Linked DNA regions of Homo sapiens: all the other regions are linked to region 2. The links are chromatin contacts, found by Hi-C in ENCODE. All regions are on one chromosome and are shown on one strand. Each heading gives the region's core, a stretch centred on a gene start or an enhancer-like site at or near the end of the contact. The rest is flanking DNA. Distances are from core to core; before and after follow the strand shown.

Region 1 (3,075 bases), core at 1-2,500, 3.9 Mb after region 2:
AAACCAAACAAAGCGCGGCCTGAGCGAGAGCCCAGGCGAGAAGGGAAGCCGCGGCTTTTCCTGCCGGCCGGGCCCGGCCCGGGCTGACACTGCGGCACCGGGGGACCCGCCTCCGCTCAGCTTGGGTCTCCCACCCCCAGGGCGCGCAGGCCGCCCCCGCCCGCCCGCCCGCCCGCCCGCCCCGGCCTCCCTTCCCGCGGTGCCCGGGAAGGCGGGCGGTTGGGAGGTAGCGCGGCCTTACCCCGCTCGCCGACGTTGTTCCGCTCCTGAGGCAGCGGCGGAGGCGGCGGTGGCGGCGGCGGAGGCTGCTGCTGCTGCTGCTGCTGCGGCGGCGGCGGAGGCTGCTGCTGGGGCGGCTGCTGCTGGGGCGGCTGCGGCGGCGGCTGCTGCGGGGGCTGCTGCTGCTGTTGCTGCACCGGGCGCGGCCGCGACACTCGCCTGGGTCTCCGGTTGGCGGCTCGGACGGAGTTCATTTGCCGGGCTGAGGTGGCGGCGTTGGCGGAGGGACACACACACGCACACGCACAGCGAGCTTCGGGGCAGGAGAAAGGGGTGGGGAGAGTGGGAGAGGGGGGAGGAAGGAGAGGGGGCGAGGGGAAGGGGAGACGCTGAGGGCGGAGGGGGCGAGCGGGACCCCGAGTCCGGAGAAAGGCCCGGGTAGACAGACGGAGACCGAGCGAGGCCGGCCGGGAGGGCCTGACGCACGGGGAAGGCCGAAGCCGCCGGGCGGGGCGGCCGCGAGGGACGAAGGCAGAAAGACGGGCAGACCGAGAGAAAGAAAGAAAGGGCGTCCGCCGCTTGGGGATCCCGAGGCGAAGCGCGGCGGCGGCGGCGGCGGCGGCTGAAGAGACAGATCCCGGTCCCGCCGACTCGCGAGCGGCGTCTCCGGCAGCGGGGGGAGTGGGCGGGCGGGTGAGGAAGGGAGAAAAAGAGAGGGAGAGAAGGGAGGGAGGGAGCAGGGGGCGCCCGGCTCTTTTTTTTCCCTCTTCCTCCCCCCCACACCCCCTGAAAGAGATTTCTGTGAGGAATTTTTCTCTCTTTCTTCGGTCTCTTCTCTCTCCTCCCCCCCTTCTCTCCTCGGCGAAGGGGAAATGAGTGTGAAGGGAGGAGATAGGGGGAAAAAGAGGCGTCGTCCTTCCTCCTCCTTAAAGGAACCTTTCCTCCTCCTCCTCGTCAGCCCTGTCGCCGCTGCTTCTGCTGCTGCTCCGTGGCAGGAGGAGCCATTGACACCGCCGGAGCCTCCACTCGCCCAGTCGGTCCCTCCCCGCCGCGGGGCTGGCCGGGGGCGCGGGGGAGGGCCGCGGGGCGGCGGGGGGAGGGGTGGGTGGGCGGGGAAAGGAGGGGCGGGGATTCCGTCCAGGCGGCCAATCTAAGGCGCCCGTACAACCTTCCGGCCAATGGGGCCTCCGCTCTTATCGCGAAGTCCCTTCAACGCCCTGTTTCCTCTCTCGGGTTTCCTCCCTCCCCCGCCTAGGAGGGGGAAAGAGGAAAGGGGGAGTGTGGCGGGGCGGGTGATAATGGGGAGGTATCAGGGCAAATAATAGAGCAGGGGGTGGGCGAAGAGAGCGCCAGTGCGTAGCGACGATTCTGGGAGAGGAGGTGCTCGGAGGAAAGGGCGGGGGTTGCTGATGTAATGGGGAGAAGTGATTAATCCTTCGGTTCGCCGTTTCAGCTTCCCCCCTACCCCAACCTTCACCCGATTTTTTTGAGCTGAAAAAAAAGTGGAACGAGGGAGCCAATCTTTGGTAACTCGGGTTTTCTGTGGTAGGTGGGTTCAAAATCTGAGCTGTAGGGAGCGCTAGAGATTTCGTGCCCTTTAGCCAAGCTGAGGGTATTTGCAAACCCTGAAGATTTCCGTCTCCGAGCTTTGGGCTTGGTAAGCGAAGTTTGGAGTCGGTGCCTAATCGTATATCATCTAAACCTTGAAAAGGCTTTGACCTTTGGCCAATTTGATTTGTTCTTTGAAGAAGTGTATACAATGTGTGGGAAAATAATATGTGAGAGGAGAGAAGTAAATGTGTTGATGTTGTGATTGTTTATGTGATTTAATTTTTAATTTTTTTTTTTTAGGTCCCACAAACTGCAAGGAAAAGAAAAACCCTCAACAGGAATTACCTTTATACCTGATGCCCCCAACATAATCTCTCTCCAAGGGAAACGTGTTTTTATTGCCTTGCGGCTGAAAATGTATTCTCGATTCTCCCCCTTCTCTCTTTTGTTGTGCATTTTTTGGATGTGGTAAAACTGGCAGTTTATCTGATTATCTGGTTTTCAGAACTTTGGGCGATGTCTCTGAGTGTCATCAGTTGCTCTCTAGGTTTGACATAGATAATTAAGCAACTACAAAGCGTGATAAAGCTTTTGAGAGGGAGGAAAATGTATTTTGGAAGGAGGGAGAGACGCAAAGAGGCGAGCCTGTGTGTTGAGTCCCAGACTTGGTGTGTGACTACAGGCAAAGTACTTCACCTTTCTAGATGTCAGCCCCGCCCCCCTCACCTCCCAAGTTTAAATAAGAACTTATTTTAGACTACATGATCCTGTTTTCAATTTTTAAGAGTTCTGTGATTTTGAGATGATCTCTCTTTAGTCCAGAAAAATAGAGAAACGTAGGTCTATGTTTGTTTCTCAAAAAAATATTTGAGGAGGACAGCTGTTACAAAACAGCTGGAGAACTCCAAATTTTTATGGTGGTTAGCTAGGTGCAAATGGGTACAATTTTAGGTTTGTTCAAATAAACATAGGGGAAAAGTAAAAGTACAGGAAAATTACGTTATACATATAAGTGTGTCCATCATTTCTGATTTTTCTAAAAATTTACTTTTTTATTTGACAAGTACTTTTTGGCTCCTTCCGTGTATGCATTAATATGTATATAAGGTGTTATGGGAAATACTAATAAAAGGAAAATATTGGGCATAAAGAGTTTGTATTTTGGTGTGGCAGAGTGGAAGTTTTACTTACATTAATTCAGATGTAAAGAAAATGTAGCTTGTTTATTTTCTGTAATTTTAACTTCAAGTCCCCACATCATCTCAATTTTTTAAAAAACATAACTGCTTTCACCTTTTATTTCCC
Region 2 (3,556 bases), core at 766-3,265:
TAAGTAAACAGAACCCAGGTCTGATGAACACCGAGACCACCCTTTCTACTAAACTATGTTCTCTCTTTATTCAGTTCTCCTCAAATGCAACAGTGAAGATAAAAGAAAATGTGGACCTTCCCCTGGCCTCACAGAAATGCTGAGGATTAGAAAAATAAGAGTAATGGGCACAACTTTCTCAAAAGAAACTCTGAAAGCCAAGAGATGTATATAGTTCTGTGCTCAGAGGCATGATTTCGGAAAGTTAACTGTTCAAGCCCAATAAGAAAATATAGGCAGACTCCAAATTACAAGTACGCTCCATTCCAAAGATTATAACTAAGTTGTTAAGAAATCATAAATTATTTCCTCCACGTAATTTTATGGCGAGATTAGGTGTTCAGGCTGGTCCATGAAGGTCCGCATAACCGTAGATATTATGACTCCTGTAGTAACCAACAAAGCACTTACTAGGCATCAGGCCCTATACTAAGTGCTTAATACAGATAATTCTGCAATATTCCTAACACTACTACTACTCCCACCTTATAGCTAAGGAAGCTGAGGCCTGGAGATGTTAAGTAACTTCTCTAATGGCATAATGCAGATAATTTGAGGATAAAATGCAGATAAATCTGGAGTAGGCTGCAGTCTGGGCCCAGCCTACTGCAGATCCCTGGCTCTCAGTCCTTACGCGAGCTCTCAAAGTACCTTAATTTACAAGCATCAGTCTTTCAAAATCATTTTTTCTCCAATGCTAAAAGCTCAGCACCTATCTCCCCTTCTCTGGTGGTCAGAATACTATTAATAACCAAATGAACACTTTCACCAACTTTTCTTTTCCCCTCCACTACAAAAGTCTATACCAAACCTATCTCTGATAAACCTCAAACCATGAGAGCATTTATTCGCCTATCTGACACCCACTTAGAGTTTAACTTGCCTTTGCATCCCCAGATTCCAACAGAGTGCCTTGCATGTGCTCATTCATTCAAAGACACTTACAGGACGGGAGCGGTGGCTCACACCTGTAATCCCAGCACTTTGGGAGGCCGAGGCAGGAGGATCGCTTGAAGTCAGGAGTTCGAGACTAGCGTGGCCAACATGGTGAAACCCAGTCTCTACTAAAAGTACAAAAGTTAGCCTGGCATGGTGGCGCACACCTGTAATCCCAGCTACTCGGGAGGCTGAGGCAGGAGAATCGCTTGAACCCGGGAAGCGGAAGTTGCAGTGAGCTGAGATCGCGCCACTGCACTCCAGCCCAACTCGCGCAACACCTTCTTAAATGCTGAAGGAAAACTCCATTCAAGAGAACGCAGGCAAAAGCCCAAAGTGATCATAATCCAGCGTCCAGCTTTAAGTCATCCGTGGCTCACCCAAACTCCCAACCCACTCCTCGCCGCCCCATCCCTCGCAAAAAGCTAAATTTCCAATATCTAAATGCTAGGTGGTTACTGATCACCAACGGTGACCGCACGTGGGACACCACCCAAGCTGGCCAAGTGTAAGGAAAAGACCACCACCCGACTTCCCAAAGCAGTCTTCAAAGCCCCCCTCATCTTCGTTGACCATGGGTACCCCGAGGGCAGTAAGGTCCAGGCTGAAGTGGCGGGGGCAGGATTCAAGCCGGAGGCAGGCCATGCCCACAGCCGTGACCTTCTGAAGGCGCTTAACCCTGTCACCCGAAAACCCCTGGTAGGGAGCGTGGTGCGGAGCCCGGGGAGGCTAGGTCCTGGGGCGGGGAGAAGGGTGGCGAGCACAGGCAGGACCCGGTCCCTGCCGGCACCCACGACCCCGGGGGACCCTGGCGCCGCAGCTTGCCTGGAGAAAGGGCCTGGGCACTCACCCGGCCACGGGCCCGGCGCGAGCGGCGGGCAGATAGGAGGCGGCATGCAGCCGGCCCGGGCCGCCAGGGAGGAGGCGCAGGGAGAGCGGGAGGCGCGGGGCCGCCCCGGCACGCAGCAACCAACGCGCGGATCTCAGCAGGGCTGCCATTGCTCGAACGTCCCCGCAGCGGGAAGCACGCTCCGCCAGAAGGACAGGAGGAGCATGTGACCGCAGGGTAGCCTGGCGCGGCAGAGACCAACTGCCGGGCGTGCCAAATGTGGGGGGAGCGACGGATTGTTTTAGGTTGGAAGATGGAAAACCGCACTTCTCCGAGGACAGAAGACCCAATGTAATATTTACATAAACGATGTTGCTTGATTCATTATCGAAGCTTTTCTTTTCCGTCTTCCGTCTCCGATCTGGGCATCGTGTTCATTCGCTGCACCCCTGCACTCCTCTGTTGGTAGAGCCGCAAGAGGTCAACTCCTCCCAGGTTGGCGCAGAGGCTTGTGGGAGGCCAACTAGTAAAAATACCGAGAACTCTCGAGGAGAGCCGACTATGAAGATCCCAGGACGTGGGAAGGTTTCCCCCGCCCCCGAGTGCAGATGTTGCTGCTAACGTTCAGCCCTGACGCCATGTCCAATAGGAACGGCCCTTCACTCTCAGAAACGCGGGCCGGAGAAACCGTGGAGGTCTTTTGCACCTTGCCGTTTGCCTCCCAGGTTCAACATGATAGGATGTGGATTATCAGGGCCTGGGAACAGTGTAAAGGAACGCGCAGGTCCCCACCCTAAGCGCGTACGCGGGGCCTCGCTTTAGAAAATAAATGAATTCTACCAAAAATCCTATAGTTTTAAAGCTGGAATTGAACTGACTCTCTTCCCCAACCCTCCACCCCTACCGCGCCTCTCCCTTCAGTAAATGCACATATACATGTGAGAAGTAAAAGAACAATGTAATTAAGAGTCTCCAGCCAAATATGGGGAGAAAACTGGCAAGTTAAACCCATCGCTGGCGAAGTGGCTCACGCCTGTAATCCCATCACTTTGGAAGGCCGAGGCGGGTGGATCACCTGAGGTCAGGAGTTGGAGACCAGCCTGGCCAACATGGTGAAACCCCATCTGTACTAAAAATACAAAAAATTAGCCGGGCGTGGTGGCGGGCGCCTGTAATCTCAGCTACTCGGGAGGCTGAGGCAGGAGAATTGCTTGAACCCGAGAGGTGGAGGTTGCAGTGAGCCAAGATGGCGCCATTGCACTCCAGCCTGGGTGACACAGCGAGACTCTGTCTAAAACAAAACAAAAAAACCACGTCGCTGCCTTCACAGGGCTTACAGACTGGATCGGTTCCCTGTGCACACGTGGGAAGCTGAGAACAGCCTTCCACTCCCTCTACACCTGCCTGTCCCCTACCTATCACGAGGCAAACGCGGCGGGTATTTCCTCTGGAAGCCCTCCCACGGTCATTTCCGAAGTGACTGTTTATCCCACTGGACTCCTTATCAGTTAATCCCACGAACTCCTTATCAGTAGGGACTGTGATCTCTTATTGTAGGCCATACACCTACCCAGTGCCAGACACACAGTAGGTCTCATTAAATATGTGTTAAATTAATGTCTATTTTGAGATGACCTAGCTCACCTCTCCTTTGAGAGATGAGGGAACGAAGACACCCGCTCCAAGCCCCCAAAAGAAACAAGGTGAATTGATTGACTCTGGGTTATATTACTGAGCACTGGGAATACAAGT
Region 3 (3,479 bases), core at 781-3,280, 3.4 Mb after region 2:
GCACAGGAATATGTTTAAATCCCCCCCCACCTCCCCAGGGTGATTCTGCTGCTGAATTAGGTTTTGGAACCACTTCCATGGGGAAAGGGTAAACTAAACTGGAGAATGCAAAAACCTTTTTTTTTTTTTTTTTTTTTTTTGAGACAGAGTCTCACCCTGTTGCCCAGGCTGGAGTGCAATGGCGCGACCTCGGCTCACTGCAACCTCCACCTCCCAGGTTCAAGGGATTCTCCTGCCTCAGCCTCCCAAGTAGCTGGGATTACAGGTGCCCACCACTACACCCGGCTAATTTTGTGTGTGTTTTTAGTAGAGACGGAGGTTCACCATGTTAGTCAGGCTGGTCTCGAACTCCTGACCTCAGGTGATCTGCCCGCCTCGGCCTCCCAAAGTGCTGGGATTACAGGCGTGAGCCACCGCGCCCGGCCAGCAAAAACCTTTTCTAAGAGTTAATTTTGCAGGATGGATCCTGAGCTCCTTCAGGTGTTTGATAACATTTTATTTATTTTTTGAGACAGAGTCTCGCTCTGTCACCGAGGCTGGAGTGTAGTGGCGCGATCTTCGCTCACTGCCCCCTCCACCTCCCAGGTTCAAGAGATTCTCCTGCCTCAGCCTCTCGAGTAGCTGTGATTACAGGCGCCCACCACTATGCCCGGTAATTTTTGTATTTTTAGTAGAGACGGGGTTTCGCCATGTTGGCCAGGCTGGTCTCAAACTCCGGACCTCAGGTGATCCACCCGCGTTGGCCTCCCAATACGCTGGGATTACAGGCGTGAGCCACTGCGCCTGGCTGTTTGCTAACATTTTAAAATTTCAACCTTCCTCTTCCTTAACTGGTCTTCCCCTACCCCCCCTCAAGACGGGGTCTCTCGCTCTGTCGCCCCAGCTGCGGTGCAGTGGCGTGAACATAGCTGACGGCAGAAGACCTCCTGGGCTCAAACGATCCTCCTGGCTCGTGCTCCCAAAGTACTGGGATTATGGCGTGTGACACCACGCCTGGCGTCAAACGTTTGTCTTTTTATTTATTTTATTTTGTATTTTTTGAGACAGGGTTTTCAATCTGTCGCCCACGCTGGAGTGCAGTGGCACAATTTACGGCTCACCGCAGCCTCGACCTCCCGGGCTCAGGTGATCCTTTCGCCTCAGCCCTGCTAATATCTGGGATCACAGACGTGGGTTTTACCATGTTGCCCAGGATGGTGTCAATCTCCTGGGCTCAAGTGATCCGCCCACCTCGGCCTCCCAAATTGCTGGGATTACAGGCGTGAGCTACCGCGCCCTGCCACAAACGCATATCTTCTAACGTACCATTTCATTTACTTGCTATATTCATTATCTGAATTTTCTCATATTAGAATGTAAGCAGAATAAAGGCAGTGATTTTTCTTTTTACTGGCGATCCTCAGAGCCAAGAAGAGTCTGGGACATAGCAGGCCATATAAATGTTTTCGAATGAGTGAATCATCAACGAGTGGATGAAACGATAATGTGGCTAACAGGCAGCAGTAAGGAGGCTGTGTAGAATAAACCCGTAATCCCGATGTTGGCAGTTTGCTTAGAAAGAAAAAGGGAGGCAGTCGGAGAGGGGCACACGTTTTAACAAAATACTGGGAGGAGGAGGAAGGCTAGTTTTTTTTTTGTTTTCAAGTTTCCTTCTGATGTTACTCCCATGCTTCCGGGCACATTACGAGCTCAGTGCCTGCCGGAAATCTCCCACCTGGTGGCAACCTACCCTTGCATACACCCCACCCAGGGGCTTCAAGCCTTGCAGCTGAGTAAACACAGAAAGGAGCTCTACTAAGGATGCGCGTCTGCGGGTTTCCGCGCGACCTAGGCGCAGGCATGCGCAGTAGCTAAAGTCACCAGCGTGCGCGGGAAGCTGGGCCGCGTCTGCTTATGATTGGTTGCCGCGGCAGACTCCCACCCACCGAAACGCAGCCCTGGAAGCTGATTGGGTGTGGTCGCCGTGGCCGGACGCCGCTCGGGGGACGTGGGAGGGGAGGCGGGAAACAGCTTAGTGGGTGTGGGGTCGCGCATTTTCTTCAACCAGGAGGTGAGGAGGTTTCGACATGGCGGTGCAGCCGAAGGAGACGCTGCAGTTGGAGAGCGCGGCCGAGGTCGGCTTCGTGCGCTTCTTTCAGGGCATGCCGGAGAAGCCGACCACCACAGTGCGCCTTTTCGACCGGGGCGACTTCTATACGGCGCACGGCGAGGACGCGCTGCTGGCCGCCCGGGAGGTGTTCAAGACCCAGGGGGTGATCAAGTACATGGGGCCGGCAGGTGAGGGCCGGGACGGCGCGTGCTGGGGAGGGACCCGGGGCCTTGTGGCGCGGCTCCTTTCCCGCCTCAGAGAGTGGGCGGTGAGCAGCCTCTCCAGTGCGGAGGCACGGGGGCGGAACGTTGGTGCTTGTGCGGATTCCGCCGTCCCCAGGTTCTGCTTGGCTCCGGAGGGACGCCCCCCTCAGCCCTGAAACCCGTGCCTCTCCAGCCGCCCCGGATCTGAACTTGTGATCACGGAGTGTTTACGTCGTGCCAGGCATTTTAATGCATTGTTCTAGTTCATTTTCCAGCAGTCGCATTCCTCGCCTTGGCCCTACATGTAGCGCTCATTACAAACACGGCCAGAATCTCTTATTAACAAACAGCAGCCAGGAGTGAGATTTAAAATAGACTGGGGGTTTAGGAGACCCTTTTATGACACGTAATTCTGCTCCCACGACGCTCCCATTTATACCGCCGGTCCAGCTAAGGGTCTGGTAATGGAGCGCCGTTGAAGAGCAGTATGATGAAGTGGTCAGGACCAACGGACTCTGGAGCTGGGCTGCTTGGGATCAAGTCGCTGCCCCTCTGCTTATTAACGTGTGACCTTGGGCCAGTCATGGACGCTATCTGCTTCAGCTCAGCATTCAGTGCTCTCCGTCACCCGACCCCATCTATCCAGGATTATCTCTCCCTGGAAAGCTACAAACGTCTCACCCTATGTGGGCCAAATGTTCTGGATAGGCCTAGTTAACCTCTTCTCTCCCTGTTTTCTTTGCGCTTTCTTGCAGCTATGTAGTTATGCTAATGAAAAGAGCATCCTAGGGGGAGCAGAGTTGTGGATTCTAGTCCTGACTAGAGGACTAGTGCAAATGCGATACTCCTGATGAAAAATGTTTCATTCGTTAGATATAAATGTGTTAGGCAGGGTTATGGACACTAGATGAAAAAAGAAATACCTCTACTTTCATAGAGATCACTATTGGACAGCAAGGCAGAAATAATTACAATTCAAGTTGGAGGCTTATGGAGGTGAGCTTGTAAGAGGTTACAAGAGGCGCCAAGGCAGGATCGCCAAAGACGGAAGACTTTGGAAGAGTCTCATACAACGGAAGAGGCGTTATATGAGACACCAAAGTCCACGTTGAGTCTTGGTGGACTAGAAGTTTGCTAGGGAGAGGGCTTGAAACGAGGTAGATTGGCGTTGCTGGTGTAGAAAAGGA

What was found. Hi-C counts contacts between places; a loop is a spot of excess contacts on that map. Pooled maps may share reads with other maps.
Region 1: a loop to region 2 is called in a pooled map, with 10 times the contacts of the local background. The contact joins the promoter of FBXO11 here to the promoter of LRPPRC in region 2. A Hi-C loop is called at or near these places in 6 of 50 pooled maps.
Region 3: a loop to region 2 is called in a map of CD4-positive, alpha-beta T cell, with 17 times the contacts of the local background. The contact joins the promoter of MSH2 here to the promoter of LRPPRC in region 2. A Hi-C loop is called at or near these places in 2 of 168 maps with a recorded cell type or tissue (CD4-positive, alpha-beta T cell and CD8-positive, alpha-beta T cell) and 6 of 50 pooled maps.

What each region holds. Positions count from the first base shown.
Region 1 is chr2:47,905,248-47,908,322 of GRCh38, forward strand. It overlaps FBXO11 (F-box protein 11), which reads right to left and starts at 1,251. Exons shown (of 23, transcript NM_001190274.2): 1 at 242-1,251. The coding sequence starts at 473. It overlaps LOC100506235 (a long non-coding RNA gene), which reads left to right and starts at 303. Exons shown (of 2, transcript NR_187636.1): 1 at 303-552; 2 at 2,071-2,920. RefSeq lists silencers at 24-73, 84-203, 564-753, 1,244-1,343 and an enhancer at 1,413-2,197.
Region 2 is chr2:43,993,974-43,997,529 of GRCh38, forward strand. LRPPRC (leucine rich pentatricopeptide repeat containing) reads right to left here and starts at 2,016. Exons shown (of 38, transcript NM_133259.4): 1 at 1,826-2,016. The coding sequence starts at 1,974. RefSeq lists enhancers at 1,567-2,218, 2,014-2,293 and a silencer at 1,594-1,913.
Region 3 is chr2:47,401,126-47,404,604 of GRCh38, forward strand. It overlaps MSH2 (mutS homolog 2), which reads left to right and starts at 2,031. Exons shown (of 16, transcript NM_000251.3): 1 at 2,031-2,277. The coding sequence starts at 2,067. RefSeq lists enhancers at 1,718-1,767, 1,772-2,482, 2,483-3,191, 2,558-2,617.